Linked DNA regions of Mus musculus: region 1 is linked to region 2. A link is a contact called in ENCODE POLR2A ChIA-PET data. All regions are on one chromosome and are shown on one strand. The core of a region is the stretch at or near the end of the contact, and the rest is flanking DNA. Distances in the headings are between cores, read along the strand shown.

Region 1 (4,974 bases), core at 810-3,309, 67 kb before region 2:
TAGAGGCCATCACACAACTGCCACGGACTACTTAGCCGAGATGGTGACCAGACAGTCTGAGGCCTCAACACAGTTTGCAGAGCCACTGAGCATAATTGTCAGGCGAAGTGAAATTTACCACACCCACCCTTGTACAGCCAATTACTCTGTTATTAGCAGAGGCCCCGAAGAACATCGAAGTACCTAGTGTCTTAGTGGGAACAGCTGCTGTCACTAATGACTTATAATATAACGCGTGTTTTCCTTCTTAGGTAACACATTCCCCACGTTTATTACCAGCTCCATGAAATAGCTGAGCAGTGTTAGGAATTACAGTGTCCTGATCTGTAGACGGACCGCTGATAGCATACCCAATAAGGAAAGAGGATTAAAGCCTGAAGTTCCAGAAACTGACTTGAAACTGGACTTTCCAAGAGAGCAGGTAGAATGTTTGTCTCTCTTCCTCAAGTGCTTACCATACAGGAGAGAAAGCAAAATGAAAAATACAGACTGGGGTCCGTGCTGGAGCTGAAAAGAAAATAACTATAGAGATGTCCCTGCCGAGGGACCTCCCAGAGTGCTAGAGAGGATTTTGTGGTGCTCACACGGACCTGTTTGTTCAGCTGTAGAGGGCACGCTCCCCAGGTGGTAGGAAGGACCCTGTATTGGGTTCCCTGAGGAGCAGCTTGCTGGCCAGGGCGCCTTCTGGAGAGCCCGGTGAAGAGAAAGGAAACTTGGTGAGATGGAGTGGTGCCTGCCACAGACGGCTTCACGAGAGTTTGATGGCAAAAGTGTTTAAGAAAGACGAGAGCCATGGCGGAAGAGGAGGAAGCGGGATGATCAGTAGCGGGGTAGACAGATGGTGTTCTTTCTTAAGGTCTCTAAGGTGTCACACTCAGGTGTGACAGGCAGGTGTGTCTCCCTGTCTCCCTTCAATTCTTAAATCAAACCGAGTTCTCCTTCCCTGTGGCGGTGACTGTATCGCTGCTTGTAGTTTACCTGGTTATACCTGTAGTAGCTGTGTGCATGAAGTGTGTGCAGTGTGTGCACACCCATGAGTGTGAGTGATATGGAAGCCAGATGAGGCGGAGTGTCTTCCTCTACCACCCTTCCCCCTTTTCCTCTCTGTTTTTGAGAGGATCTCACTGTGTAGCTTTGGCTGTCCTAGAACTCACTATGTAGACCAGGCTATCCTCAAACAAAGATCTGCTTGCCTTGCTGGGCAGTGGTGGCGCACGCCTTTAATCCCAGCACTTGGGAGGCAGAGGCAGGCGGATTTCTGAGTTCAATGCTAGCCTGGTCTACAGCGTGAGTTCCAGGACAGCCAGGGCTACACAGAGAAACCTGGTCTTGAAAAACAGAAAAACAAACAAACAAAAAAGATGTGCTTGCTTCTGTCTCTTGAGTGCTGGGATTCAAGGTGTGCCACCACACCTGGCTCTACTTGCCCTTGTTTTCTTTGACCATGTCCCTGCCGCCCCCACCCAACACTTTGTACGGGGGCTGGCCTCGAACTCATAACCCTCTTGCTTCTGTCTGAGATTACAGGTGTGTGCCATCATGCCTGACTCTCCCCCTGAACTTAAAATTCAGCGATGTGTTTTACTTGGTCCTCTGGGACTTTCAAGGCCTCCTGCGTTCTGGATTGGACCTGTCTGCTCCACAGGGTTCACACTGGATCTCTCCGGAGGTGACTTTCCAACGGCGTCCTTTCCAACTCTCAGTCTCTGATTTGGTTCAAGTGTTTTCCTTTACTTATTTATTTGCCCGAATACTTAAAAGCGTTTCCAAGGAGACCTTCCAGAACAGAACGCATCTTTGAGTGCAGAACTTTTAAAATGTAGTGTGTGCGTTCAGCATAGGTTTAGTGTAAATGAGAATCAGCTGTCTTTGGACGAAACACTACTACATGGTTTTGTTTCTGTTTTAGAAGATTAAAAACGGAAATGAAGCAAGGATCCCAAACGTGGCTTTTTCCCAGAGTGGCCCAGCTGCTTTCCAGGCTGCCTGTCAGCCTTTTCCGCTTGGGTTACCCTGGAATCGGAGCTGCCTATAGGGGCTGAGGGGCACAAGGTGTGGTGGGAAATGCTCAGATCAGGATTAACCCAGATCCTGAGTTGAAATCCTGCCTTTGGTTCCTGCTAGCCCAGTTGATACCCTCACACTTCGCACAGTAAGCCCAGCCTTCCTGGACGGTTGGGAGGATTAAGCTAACCAGAGATGGGGAGGCAACAGGGCAAAACTGGAACAGTGTCTTCAGACAGCTTCTCACTGTGCAGTGAAGAACAAAACCCCTAAGAGCCACAAAGAGAGAGAGGGTGGAGCTGGAGCGTAAGGCATGGAGCAGATGTGTAGTTAACTGAACTCATTTACTAGCGAGAACCACATCTTACTACAGAGCCCACCAACTCAAATGCCAATAGAGGGCCGGTGTCACGGAAAGTGGGCGACATACACGCCTGGGTGTGTGCATGAGGGTCAAGGTCAACCCAAGGCACTCACATGCAGTTGATCGGAGGCCACGGAGCAGCAAGAACACAGTGGTGTCAGGATCCCATGGAAACATAAAATCTGTTCTTGTTTGGCTTTCAGATGTGCAGTCAGTTAATTTTTACATGCTATTGTTCAGATTAAGATTTTTCTTAGCATTGTGCAAGCCAGACGAGGCACATAGAACAGTTCACCGGTGCGAGGCCTCAGTTTCACCACATGAAGATTAAGTGTGAATTGCAAACGGATCCTAAAAATGACTCTTCACTGCGCTTACGCAGCTCGTCCTAGTGCGGGGTTGAAGAGATTTGCTTGTCTCCTGGCTTAGGGGCATCTGCACAGAAAGCCATACAGCGGGACCTTTTTTCCAAGGGAAATTAAGAGTAATGTCGAGGGTAGTGGTGGGGCACACCAATCCTAGGACTTGGGAAACAGCGGCAGGTGGATCTCTCTGAGTTGGGGGCCAGCTTGGTCTACAGGGCAAGTTCCAGGACAGCCAGGGCTACACAGAGAAACCCTGTCTCAGAAACAAACCAAACCAAAAAGGAGTACTGTTGAACTAGCTGAGCAATGGACAGAACAAAAGCTGTTCCGAGCACAGTGAGAAAGTTCCCTCTGTTATTAGACAGGATTATAACCCGATGCTCTTCAAGGGTGCATGGGGTTCAGTAACTACCAGTTCACCCTACTTGCTATGTCTCTGTCTTGACCTGAATCTCATTGCCAGCTCCTCTCAGGAAGTCAGATATGTCAAGAACCCTGCATGCCTTCAAGAGGAGGTAGTTAGATGTCACTTGTAAAAGAAGGATTGTTAAACATTCGCACACACACACACACTCCATCACTTGCACTCACACATAGAAACACACACACACACAGAGACATACACACTACACCACAGGCTCATAAACACACATTTGTGCAGCACTTCACTCGCAGAAGCTCCTCTTGTGCACCCTCTTCAGCTCCTTCCCACAGTCCTCTCTGCATTCAGTCATTCTTCTAGGGGTTTGGCTCCCGTGTACTTCTGTGGTTTTTCTTGACCTGTGTGGTTAATCCACTCCTCCCCTGTTCAGTTACAAGCTGCCCAGTTCCTCAGAGAAATTAACTGTTAACACAAGCAATGGGGTTGGTGAGACTCCAGGTGATGAAGGATGCATGCAGGCATGACCACTGAAGGGAGGCTAGTAAGGGGTGGGTGGGGCTGACAGGGGCGGGGCTGACCTTAGGCGTTATTTTCATTGTTTTTCTTTTTGGGCTGGGACTGAGTCAGGAACCCTGTGCTGGGGCCATTAAGTTTTGCGTCCTCTCTTTTCTTCTCTTCCCTTCCTTTTGTTCTCTGCCTCCAGGAGCTCAGACAGCCTACAGCCTAGGCTTTGTAGAAGCGGCTGCCCCCCACAGAGCAGCAGCTCTAACCAACATTTCTTTTCTTTCTCTCTTCCTTTCTTCTTCTTCTTTTTTTATTTTGCTTTTGTTTTGTTTTTAGACAGGGTCTCTTTGTAGCTTTGACTGCCCTGACCTTGAACTCAACAGAAATCCACCTGTCTCTGCCTCCCAAGTGCAGGGATTGAAAGGCTATAGTTTCAAAATTCTCTCTCTCTCTCTGTGTGTGTGTGTGTGTGTGTGTGTAAAACGCACAGTCGACAGTTGTGCCTAGAATCTGCAGCTGTAACACCGTCTTGACTCTTTCAGAGCCTCAAGCGCTCCTGAAGGTTCCTGACAGGCAGTCATTTGTAATTTTGCGGAGACAGGTTTGAGCTGCAGCTCTGTTGTAACTCCTCAGTAATTAAAACCTCCTTGTGGAAAACAGGCTCTCTTCAGAAGAGAAGCTGCTGCCAATATTCAGTGTTGGGGTCCCGGGAGGAGGGACGGAGCAAAAATATTCCAAGAGATAATCAGTTTTAGCCAGAAAAAAACGGTTTGGGGGACACACTGAAGACTAGAATGATGGATTTTGCTGTGTTGGGTATCAGGCCCACCCTCACAGAGACTCCCTGGGGAATAAAGATATTCATAAAATCTGGTGCAGTGGCTGGGACCAGGGCAGAATTTATGGAGGGGAGCAAGGTTTAGAGAAAGGTGAACATGGGGCTGACTTAAGGAATATGAACATGTTAAAAAAAAATCAGTAAAAGGTGAAAGATTTCTAAGCTCTGAAGAGAAGGGGTTGAGGACACCAGAAGAACACGGCCCACAGAGTCATCTTAACCGGGCTCGTTGGGGCTCACAGAGACTGAAGCAGCCATTGGGGAGCCTGTCTGGGTCTGACCTAGGCCCTCCACATATGTGTTAGGTTTGTGTAGCTTGGTGTTTCTGTGACGCTCCTAACAGTGGGAGTAGAGTTGTCTCTGACTCTACTGCCTGCTTGTGGGACTCTCTTCCTCCTACTGTGTGGCCTTGTCCAGCCTTGATGTGAGGGTCTGTGCCTAGTCTTACTGCATCTTGTCACGCTGTGTTTATTTGATATCACTGGGAGGCCTGCTCTTTTCTGATGGGAAAACGGAG
Region 2 (5,354 bases), core at 1,634-4,133:
ACCCCAGGCAGAGAGGGACCTGGCCTTTACCAGGTAGGGGTGTCACCCTGTCTGTTGTGTCTGAAGGTATCCCAAATAGATATATACAAGGCCCAAGAGGTAATGTCCTTCCTTCCCTCCCCACCAGGACAAGGAACCTGCAGCTGACAGAGGTGCTAGGCCAAGGTCAGAGGTGACATCATTGTTGGTCCAGAAGAACTAGCAGTGTTTTTTGTTTGTTTGTTTTTGTGGTGGTGCTGGGGATAGAACCCAGAGCCTTGTGCACAAAGCCATAGTATAAAACATTAATAATCCTCACAGTGTGGTGTGAAGCAATATTATAATTCCATTTTTCTCCTGAGGAAACTGAGGCTCTGAAAGATGATGTGACAGATGCAAAGATCACCCACTTAATGTACCACAGGGTCAAAGTCTGGGCAGACCCAGGCCAGACCATTTTACTGTTCCACACCACCCTCCCACAAACTGGGCTCGGACTAAAGATCTCACTGACGAGGACCAAATCACCCATGTATGCAGTTCTGGTAACTCCCTACACCCCTCTTACAGTGGAGGTGGGCACGTGTAGGAGGTTTATTTAGCATGCAGAGCCCTGGCATAGTCAATTAAGCCCGTCTTCTCTTTGTCTCCTTTGCTTGTTTCTCTGGCAGGCGGCACCATCAGCTTTATGGGGTATGTGTGCATATGGTCTAAGCCCCACAGAGTCCTATTATATACTCAGAAGACTAGAAGACTAGGACAGGAACAGGAAGATCTCAAACTCAAAGCTAGCCTGGGTTACATAGAGAGTTCTTGATCAGCTTGGATGTGACCCTGACCCCACCCCCACCCCCGCCTCCAAATCCTGTGTTGTAATTGCATGGTGGGAGGCTGCTGCATTCTCATAAGCTAGTGATGGATCTGACCATCTTGACCCAACCCACGCGCTACTTTGTTCTCTGTGCTGACTCCAGTAAAAGGAGGGATGAGAAGGGGGCAGGGCATTATTAGAGAAAGGGAGAAGAGCCCCGATCACACTGGCATTCGAAGCAGATCATTTATGTGTTAAAGAGCCTGACTTGATTGCTTAGTCAGGTCCCCGGTCTAACTGACCTCCATCCCCACATTCCATTCCCCCATCAGTCAGTTCACGCAGCTTTCACGGAATACGCGACACACTGAGCACTGCCCTTGGCCAGCAGCTCCACCTCAATCTAGATCACATCCTGGAAGTCGAGCAAGGGGATCAAACGTCTGGGGTGACCTCTGGGACTAGAACAAAGCCTCCAGGAGCAGCTGGAAGGTGGGGGTGGAGCTGGCGTGACAACACTGAGACTGGTCTATTGCACATCCGCTCACCTGGGTCAGGCCTTAGTCTAAGCACTGGGAGCAACTCATCTTTTCTTCACCAGTCCATGACTGTAGGACCTGTTACCCCATTTTACAGATGGAGGAGCTCAGGAAAAGGTTAGCTCTCTCTTGCTTGAGGTCACTGAGTGGCTGACACAGGCAGTCTAGCCCGAGATCCTGTAAGGTATGTTGGGAGGTGGGGGAAGGGGAGTTTTACCTCTGGCTCTCTGCAACGGTGTGGGCTGTGTTAGTTTAGGAAGGTGGGACCCACTCAAGGGTGTGTTTTTGAGCGCCTCGCACAGAAAAGGTGGTTTGTAACTATAGTCAGCACTGGGTGGAAGGGCAGGGGGCGTTTGGCTGAGAAGGCTCTGGCTGACCTGACCACGTAGTTTGCTGATTCATCCTACATCTGGGTCAGCTTTGGCTTCATCCCACAGATTTGCAGCAGCTGTTGAGAAATAAAAGCTTAGCCCCTTTGTCAATCGCAGGCAGGGGCAGTTCTTAGCCTGGGAGTAGCTCTGGGGGGGGGGGGGGGTCACACTCAGGAGCTGAGCTTTCTCAGAAATCACCACATTGTGTTTCCCAGCATCGTCTGTGGTGCTGGCTGATGGAGTGAGTGGTTTAGATAGTCTCTGCTGTCTGCATCCGTATAGCTCACAAGTTCCAGGCCTGCCCCCTGTGATAGCGTTGCCTCATGGCTCACTATCAGAGGTTTTCTGGCCAACATCTCTGGGTTGATAGTTCCAACCGCAACCATGGAATCAGAACCTGCCATCAGGCCCATGGCAGGAATTTTCTAGAAACCGGATAGCCTGTTTAGTCATCCCTTGTGATTTCTGCCAAGTTGAGCTAATGTTGCCTCTTTGTTTCTTTCCTAATTTGCCTTGCTTCTAACTTTGTCAAACCATCAATATTTGTTTATTTGTGGGTGGGTAAAGATCAAGTCTACAGGTGGTGTATATATTCGTGAGAGGAGAGGGGTTGCATGGGCCCCTATATGACTACTCATGCACACATATGTGTGTGTACATGTATGTGCATGCATGCATGCAGGCAGGTGGGTAGGTATGTAGGTAGAACAGAAAAGGACATAAGATGTCCTGCTGTTTTTTGGTTTTTGTTTTGTTTTGTTTTGACTATGCTGGCCATTGAGACCCAGTGATCCTCTGTGGCCCCGCCATGTTGAAACTATAGCTGCATCTACTCCAGCTGGTGCTGGGGGAATCCCATCACAGTAAGCACTGTTTACCTAGTGAGCCTCTCCCCAGTCCTAATCATTCATATTTTAACATTTAGATCTCTGAGTGTTAGGGGTCTGCTGTGACACTCTATTGCAGTCACCTGGCCTTTAGGAAGCTGGAAGACAGAGGTCCTGTGAGTGACAGGTGCTGACAGAATTAACCTTGGGTGGCTCTTTGCCAGGATGGTCACTGGAGAGAGGGCAGATGTGGGCATGAAAGACCTTTGCACTTTCCAACCGCAGCAGTGGCTGTGTATGTGACCCTTTTTAAAAATGCATAGGCTGCACTGGGATGTAGTTCAGGGGCACTGGTGCCTGGCACATCAAAGCCCAGGTTTGACCCCAGCAGCACCTTACAAGATTAAAACGCTAACTTTTGCCATTGACCATTTCAAGAAAAATCTCCCGAATCCAGTGGACTATGAGCTCTCACCCTCCATCCAGGCTTGGGGTTCAAAGGCAGCTGGATGGGAAGGGCCTGACTCAGCAGCACCTCCCTCCCACGCCCGCCTGAGGCTGGCTGTGCTGAGTTTCCGAGCTTTTAGTCATTCAGCCAGAGGCAGGAAACCAAGGAGGAATTCCTTCCAGAGTCAGATGTGGTGTCAGGGTTCTCTTAGCAAAACCCACAGAGGCAAAAGCAGAAAAGCATTACAGCAGGGTGTGAGGACACACGCCACAGGCCTGTAGTCCCAGCTTATAATACCACTGTTTAAAAAAATATATATATATGTATGTATGTGTATATGTGTATATATATGAGTTTTAAAAACATTGTGTGCAAATATATATACATACGTATATACATATATACATACATACACACACACACACACACACACACATATACACACACACACACACACACACAATCAGAAGATCCGAAAGTAAGGGTAAGGAGTTACGAGGCAACCGCAAACAGGCGACATAAAACAGGGCTTCCAAATGTCTAGTGTTGCATAAGATGCCTATAACAAAGTAACTGCGTCCAGAAGGAACCCCCTTCCGTAAGTCATCTCATTTACAGCTTGCTAACTGTGAAGCTGATTGATTAACTGTAAAACAAAGCTGACACGGAAAGGGTCTTTGAAGCGGGCGCTGACAAGACAAGGGGATGTAATCATAAACGGGGTCCCAGCATTAGTGAAGCGTCCCGCGTGGACGTGGCTTTGAAAACCCAAGTGTTTCCACATGTGATGCCTTCCTTGGGCCGAAACACCCTGCAGTGGGTATTATGTGCTCCGAGTGACCTGTCCACGGAAGTCTAGTCAGGTTCAGGGCCAAGATGACAGCCCGGCCACTTGGTGACCTGTTTTCTTTCCATGCTGATGTGTTTCTTCCCAGATGAATCTCTTAGATGATGATGGCATGCTAATGATTAGATGTGGGGGTTGGGGTTCAGTGGTAGAGAGCGCTCGCCTGGAATACATGGGGTCTTCAGTTCAGTCCTCAGTACCCCCAGCCCTGAAATCTCACTGTAATACTGAGAAGAATAAGAGCTCACTTTGGGGGCGGGGTGGATTTGGAGACAGGGTCTCTCTATGTAGCCCTGGCTGTCCTAGAACTCTGTGTAGACAAAGGCTGGACTCTAACTCACAGATCCACCTGCTTCTACATCCTGAATGTAGAAGATGTGCACCACTACTGCTGCTGGGGGTGCCTTTTTAAAAGTGCACTTAGCTCACAGCACTGAGTTATCTAGACATTACCACCACCACTAACACGAAGGATGATCTGGTCACTGTAGACATTCATCAACCTGGAAAGGACTCTGGATGCTGGCACCAGGACCTTGGCCCACCCTTCCTGTGCTGTGTCTTAGGTTCTAGGCCGATGTTGGACATTTTGAACGACAGACAGAGAGGTGGTAGGTGTCACAGCTTTTCCTTTTGAGTCAAAGTCAAGATTGGTATACCATGAACTCTTGGGACAAAGGGTCTTTATCTGGGACCCACGCATACTGTAGTCCTGCAGAGCCCACTAGTGGGCCTCAGGGTTCATGAGCTCCATTACACACAGACTTTCTGTATATGTACATTTCTGTGGCAGGAATGCCTCTGTATCCCTCAAATGGTTAAGAGGCCTGTTTTCAGGGGCCTCTGGGAGACTTCGCAGGCTTTAAGGCCGAGTGAGTCATTCTTGAAGCACTTCACATAGCCATTCTGTGTGATAGAGGCTCTCGGCACAGGCAAAGACGGCCGCTTCAATCTGAAGGCCACCTTTCTGGTTCAGGTAACAAGATCTGACTCAGGTATAGGGGCAAGGCACTGGAGAGGTGGCACATTGGTTAAGAGGGTATCCTCTCTTCAGAGGACCTGGGTGTGGCTCCCAGCACCCACATCAGGAGACCTAACCAACTGTACTCCAGCTCTAGGGCATCTGACGCCCTCTTTAGGCCTCTATGGGCCTGCACACAGTATCGTACACTCACACAGTTGTGCATATATGCATGAAAAAAGTTTTTAAAGAGGAGAACAGCTAGAGAGATGGCTCACAGTTAAGAGCACTGACTGCTCTTCTAGAGAACCTGGGTTTGATTCCCAGCACCCACACAGCAACACACACTATTCTGGAACTTCAGTTCCCAGGGAGCTGACACCCTCTTCTGGCCTCCAAGGGGAATTGGGCATACATGCGGTGTACAGACATGCATGCAAGAAAAACACCCGTACACATAAAAGTAAATAAAAACTTTAAAATTAAAAAAAGAAAAGGTCAGAATGTCTGTGTCTGGGTCTTCCTCACTGTTTCCAAGCTGAGGACTCTGATCTCCAGCCTGAGAAATGTG

The links. ChIA-PET counts read pairs that join two places held with the same protein, here RNA polymerase II (POLR2A).
Region 1: POLR2A ChIA-PET joins it to region 2 with 73 read pairs in embryonic stem cell. The contact joins two enhancer-like sites. POLR2A ChIA-PET finds 5 or more read pairs at or near these places in 5 of 5 experiments (Patski and embryonic stem cell).

The regions. Positions count from the first base shown.
Region 1 is chr11:76,350,341-76,355,314 of GRCm38, reverse strand. The region is part of intron 1 of Nxn (nucleoredoxin); the gene reads left to right. Among named protein-coding and RNA genes, the nearest start is that of Nxn, 46 kb to the left of the region's middle. Within about 2 kb of position 2,059, at least 1 of the 3 ENCODE cell types and tissues checked has a DNase peak (open chromatin) inside an H3K27ac peak, as active enhancers do.
Region 2 is chr11:76,283,365-76,288,718 of GRCm38, reverse strand. All of the region lies in intron 1 of Nxn (nucleoredoxin), which reads left to right. Among named protein-coding and RNA genes, the nearest start is that of Mrm3, 42 kb to the right of the region's middle. Within about 2 kb of position 2,883, at least 1 of the 3 ENCODE cell types and tissues checked has a DNase peak (open chromatin) inside an H3K27ac peak, as active enhancers do.